2 separate regions of the Homo sapiens genome follow, and region 1 is linked to region 2. A link is an interaction called in ENCODE POLR2A ChIA-PET data of the cell type or tissue named here. Cell type or tissue: PC-9. All regions are shown on one strand. Links, peaks and the distances in the headings refer to the core of each region. The heading gives the core; the rest is flanking DNA. Region 1 overlaps USP1 (ubiquitin specific peptidase 1). Region 2 has its middle 5.8 kb from the start of KANK4.

Region 1 (2,863 bases), core at 3-2,502, 120 kb after region 2:
CTTTAAAAATTCTACAGTAAAGCAGCAGTGAACTTGGTTGACAACTCCAGTCTGACTTGATAGTCTGTAGCGGCACAAAAAAGTACGCTTCAGTGTACTTCTTAGTCAAATCTAGCAGTTTATAGTAGGAACAGCAAAACTGGTGGTTCCCCGTAGGAATCACATCGATAATGTTTAACTCATGTTAACACTGTGCTCAGCCATTTAGACTAACTTGGAGAAATATTTGTTGACTAAAATTGTCTTTCTGAGTTTAAATTTGATTATTTGTAGTGCAAAACATCTGTGTAGGGGTAAAAGGTTTTATATATATATATATATATATTTGTTTGGTTCAGAAGACTTGACAGTTATAAGACATTTTAAACTCTAGTCATGTAACTAGTCATACCTGTTGGAGGCATATGATTGCAAATTATAAAAATAAACTTTAAGTAATGCTTTTGATGCAAATAAATTATTTAGCTACAGAAAATAAATCAGAACAAAGTGGAATACTTTATTCCACCACCAGCAGCTCTAGCTGGAGTCTGTACTACTCCCTGTTTAACATATAGGCACTCTGCTGGGTGACTAAGGTGGATTTGGTCCCATGTGTTAATTTCCTAATAGCTATCAATAACCAGTTGAGGAGATTTGTGAGAGTGAAGCTTTTGTTTATCAGCATTCATACTTCTGAATACTTTGAGGTGCTAGAGTAATAATAGCTAGCAATCGTAAAATAAATGAAAATATTGGAAGGACCTAGTGGTTTTTTTGTTGTTGTTGTTAAAGAAGTAAAAGAATAGTAAACTTAAAGCATTTGTGTTTTGAGATGGGGTCTCCTTGTGTTGCCCAGGCTGGTCTTGAATTCCTGGGCTCGAGCAGTCCTCCCAAGTAGCTGGAATTACATGTCAATGCCCCCACACCCACATTCTGAACATTTTATTTTTAAGTGAGGGATAGCTACATATTTTTTTTTTTTTTACCAGCAGGAAGTCATATATAATTCTCTTCACAGACTTTCTTTCCTCTGAATTCTTATTAATAGAATCTTACTTAGTGCAGCCTCTCCCAAATATTGTCATGGTTAGTTTATTCCCAGGTTTCTGTTCAGTTAAACTATTTGATTAAAATGTCAAAGTAGATGAAACAAATCATAGTCTCTCAGTTCCTCAATTTTCTACTCTGTAAAATAGGATTAACATCCTTTTAAGGGAATTGTTCTGTGGCTTGTTATGTGTAATAATGTTTTTAAATGCTTTTAAAACTTTTATTCTGGGCATATAGCAATTTTTGAGCCTGTATTTCTTAAAATGTCATCTGAACAAGATTCACATACTTTTCAGATTATACAACTTTTGGGAAAAGACTAAATCTACAGAAGTAATATTTTCACCTTGTTTCTTTAAGATAACTACTTATCGTTCTCCCTTCTATATTTCATAGTGATCAAGTTGTTCCTGCAGCACAGTCTTCACCTATAAACTGTGAGAAGAGAGAAAACTTGTTACCATTTGTGGGACTGAATAATCTCGGCAATACTTGCTATCTTAATAGTATACTTCAGGTAAATTGACAATTTTGCTATATCATAAAGCTTTAGTAGGCAAAGATTGATGTAGCATTTAATGTTTTTGAGTTATTGGAGGACTTTAATGTCCATACTGTCTTTGCCTTTGATTGTTAATAAACCAGAATAGGCTAAAATAATAAGTTACATGTTATTAAACTTCCTTTGGGGTAAGAGAAAATGATAGACTAAATAAAGGTGGGATAGCAAAATTGAGTAGACCTTAAGTGGAAGGTCAAACCTTTAATTTCTTTCTCTGATTCCTGGTGCTACAGTGTGATATATGTCTTATCCCTTGGAAGTAACGTTGGCATTGTGTTGTGTGTCCGTTGGCGCTGTGTTGTGTGTCCTTGTAACCTTAAAGTCTTAGCAATATCTGCCCAGGTGCAGTGCTTTGTGCTAATGAGGGAAGACACTGGGCTACTACTGATGAAGTGGAGAACAAATTTTGACACAAAACTTAATCTCAGAATTTTAGGGTAATACATGTTAAAAGTGCTCTATAGAAAGCATGATGTTGTTTTAATGATTTTACGTGTATTGTTTGTTCAGTAAACACTTAAGACAATCTCACTTTTTATAGGTATTATATTTTTGTCCCGGTTTTAAATCTGGAGTAAAGCACTTATTTAATATTATTTCAAGGAAGAAAGAAGCTCTAAAGGATGAAGCCAATCAAAAAGACAAGGTAAGAAAAATAAAGAACAGAAAATAATGTAAAAAGCAAAAGTAAATTAATGGAAATTTACTTGCCTGGAAATGAAGAGGACTGGGGGGGTGGATGACAAAGATTATTTCTCTGTTAGCGAGCTATTGTCAGGCAATTATTTTTCATTCTTTCAAGGTGGCTAACTAGATAATTCCCTTTTACAATGTTTGCTCCTGTAATCTGTGTATCAAACTTTTGTTACTTGTATACTATATATTACTGTATACTATAATCACAATATGTTATACCCATGTACAACTTATTTACCCATTGTGTTTTCAAATTGAGTTAAAATTTAAATACAGTGTATTTAAAGAAATCTTTAACTTCCATAATTAAAAAACCATTGTAATTCACATAAATAGTAATTCATAATTCCTCTTAAAATTACAAAAAAGACCAGACGTGGTGGCTCATGCCTGTAATCCCAGCAGTTTGGGAGGTCAAGGTGGGTGGTGGATTGCTTGAGCGCAAGAGTTTGAGACCAGCCTGGGTAACATGGCAAGACCCTGTCTTTACTAAAAATACAAAAACTAGTAGGGCGTCATGGTGTGAGCCTGTAGTTCCAGCTAATTGGGAGGCTGAGGTGGAGGATTGCTTGA
Region 2 (2,917 bases), core at 264-2,763:
TTGTGTGAGCATAAATTTTCGTTTCTTTAGGATAAATACACAGGAGTGAGACTGCTAGCTCGTATGATAAATGTATGTACAACTTTATAAAAAACTACCGATCTGGGCGCAGTGGCTCATGCCCATAATCCCAGCACTTTAGGAGGCTGAGGTGGGAGGATCCCCTGAACCCAGGAGTTCGAGACTAGCCTAGGCAACATGGAGAAACTCTGTCTCTACAAAAAATACAAAAATTAGCCAGGCAGGCTGGGCATGGTGGCTCACGCCTATAATCCCAGCACTTTGGGAGGCCAAGGTGGGCAGATCACCTGAGGTCAGGAGTTCGAGACCAGCCTGGCCAACATGGTGAAATCCCATCTCTACTAAAAATACAAAAATTAGCTGGGCATGGTGGCAGGTTCTTGTAATCCCAGCTACTTGGGAGGCTGAGGCAGGAGAATCGCTTGAACCCAGGAGACAGAAGTTGCAGTGAGCCGAGATCACGCCACTGCACTCCAGCCTGGGCTACAAGAGTGAAACTCCTTCTCAAAAAAACAAAAACAAAAATTAGCTAGGCATGGTGGTGAGGCTAACATGGGAGGATCACTTGGGTCCGGAAGGCAGAGGTTGCAGTGAGCTGAGATTGTGCCACTGCACTCCAGCCTGGGCGACAGAGCAAGACCTTGTCAAGAAAAAAAAAAAAGAAAAGGAGAAAGGAGAAAGAAAGAAAGGAAAGAAAGGAAAGAAAGGAAAAGAAAGAAAGAAGAAAGAAAAGAAAAGAAAAGAAAAGAAAGGAAAAGAAGCTACCAAATTTTCCAGTGTGGCTGTACCTTTTATTTATTTATTTATTTTTTTTGAGACAGAGTTCACTCTTGTTGCCCAGACTGGAGTGCAATGGCACAATTTCGGCTCACCACAACATCCGCCTCCTGGGTTCAAGAGATTCTCCTGCCTCAGCCTCCTGAGTAGCTGGGATTACCGGCATGCGCCACCACACCAGGCTAATTTTGTATTTTTAGTAGAGATAGGGTTTCTCCATGTTGATCAGGCTGGTCTTGAACTCCCGACCTCAGGTGATCCACTCGCCTCAGCCTCCCAAAGTGCTGGGATTACAGGCGTGAGCCACCATGCCCAGCCATGGCTGTACCATTTTACACTGCCATCAGCAATGTACAAGAGATCTGGTTGCCCCTCATCCTTTTCAGCACTTGTTATTATCAATGTTTTAAAAAACTTTAGCCATCAGTGTTTAGAGATATCTAAACATAGCTTTCGTTTGTATTTCCCTAATGGTTAATGATCTTGAATATCTATCCATGTGCTTATTTGCCATCTGTATTAGATTTGTTTTTAATATATTTTATTCAATTGTAATTTTACATAATTTAATTTGTAATAATGACTGTCTTTAACAACTGGCTCATAAAATTCCTGAAAATTTCACAATCAGCTATTGCGAGCCAGAGCAAGCTGGCTCCAGCACACCCCTTCATCTGTCTGGCTGAGGTCTCCGTGGCCTCTGGGCAGCTCTCAGGCAATGACTGAGCAAAGAGGTGGAATGAGGCCTCACCATTTCCCCTCAAGGCAGGATTCCTTTCTGGACAGTCTGCTCAGAGCATCGCCATTTGACAGCTCTCCCTGCCCAATTCTGCCTTTCTTTCACAGGGGCTGTTCCTGATAAACTTCCCCAACCGTAACTCTCTATGCATGTTTCCTGGCGAGCCCAGCCAGCACAGAAATTCTGTCTAGTGACACGGCAGCCTTTCTGCCTCTGCCACCGCTGATTTCACTGCCACACTCGCTTAGGCCCTTTGAGCTCCTCACCTAGAAAAACGCACATCAGCCCAGAGGCGCCACTATCTCAGCAGTCCGAGCCCACGCAATGCTCCCGGAGCTGGGCCAGTGGGCGCCTCAACCCCGATTCACCTATGTGCACTGCTGTGTGGTGAGAGTGGTTCCCTGGGTCATTCTCTGGCACAACCTAAAAGTGGAAGTGCAGAAATCTCAATGTCCCGAGGAGGTGATGGCTGTGGTTGAGCTCAGTTGGGGTGGAATGTCCATGATGGTTTTTTCACATGGCTGGTTGACTAATGCTGGTTACTGACCAGGAGCTCAGCTGGGGCTGTTGACTCAGGAGCACCTACACATGGCCTGTCTGTGTGGTTTGGGCTTCTCACAGCCTGGGGCCCCAAGAGTGAACGTTCCAAGAACAAGCCTTTCAAGAGGGAACAAATGGAATCTGCATTTCTCTCAAGGCTAGACCCAGAACTAACACAGGATCACTTGCAACATGTTTTTATTGGTTAATCAGTCATAAGACAAGCTTTTTGTCAAGGGAGGAGGTAATAAACACCAACTCTCAATGGAGAGAGTGAAAAAGAATTTATTGCCATCTTTAATGTACTACAACACCATTAAGAGAATGTAACAGCAGCGGCCGGGCCTGGTGGCTCATGCCTGTAATCCCAGCACTTTGGGAGGCTGAGGTGGGTGGATCATGAGGTCAGGAGTTCGAGACCAGCCTGGCCAAGATGGTGAAACCCCGTCTCTACTAAAAATACAAAAATTAGCCGAGCGCGGTGGTGGGCGCCTGTAATCCCAGCCACTCGGGAGGCTGAGGCAGGAGATTGCTCGAACCCAGGAGGTGGAGGTTGCAGTGAGCTGAGATCATGCCACTGCACTCTAGCCTGGGCAACAGAGCAATACTCTGTCCAAAAAAAAAAAAAAAAAAAAGAATATAACAGCAAAGCACTGGAATATTTTTTATTTTTTCCTTTTTTTTTTTTTTTTTCCTGAGACAGGGTCTGGCTCTGTTGCCCAGACTGGAATGCGTGGCACGATCACAGTTCACTACAACATCCACCTCCGGGGCTCAAGCGATCTTCCCACCTCAGCCTCCTGAGTAGCTGGGACTACAGGCACACATCACCATGCCTGG

Evidence for each region. Peaks named below come from ENCODE experiments on the same cell type or tissue, not always from the same donor. Only the 100,000 strongest peaks of a DNase experiment are listed, where the experiment ranks them.
Region 1: POLR2A ChIA-PET joins it to region 2 with 6 read pairs; 5 of 35 experiments call an interaction of 5 or more read pairs at or near these places.

What each region holds. Positions count from the first base shown.
Region 1 is chr1:62,440,060-62,442,922 of GRCh38, forward strand. It overlaps USP1 (ubiquitin specific peptidase 1), which reads left to right. Exons shown (of 9, transcript NM_003368.5): 3 at 1,429-1,549; 4 at 2,136-2,240. Among named protein-coding and RNA genes, the nearest start is that of USP1, 4.4 kb to the left of the region's middle. RefSeq lists an enhancer at 1-39. In PC-9, for the core only: no CTCF peak of the experiment used is centred there; no DNase peak of the experiment used is centred there; H3K4me3 peaks cover 158 bases.
Region 2 is chr1:62,323,782-62,326,698 of GRCh38, forward strand. No RefSeq gene overlaps it. Among named protein-coding and RNA genes, the nearest start is that of KANK4, 5.8 kb to the left of the region's middle. In PC-9, for the core only: no CTCF peak of the experiment used is centred there; DNase peaks (open chromatin) are centred at 1,520 and 2,100.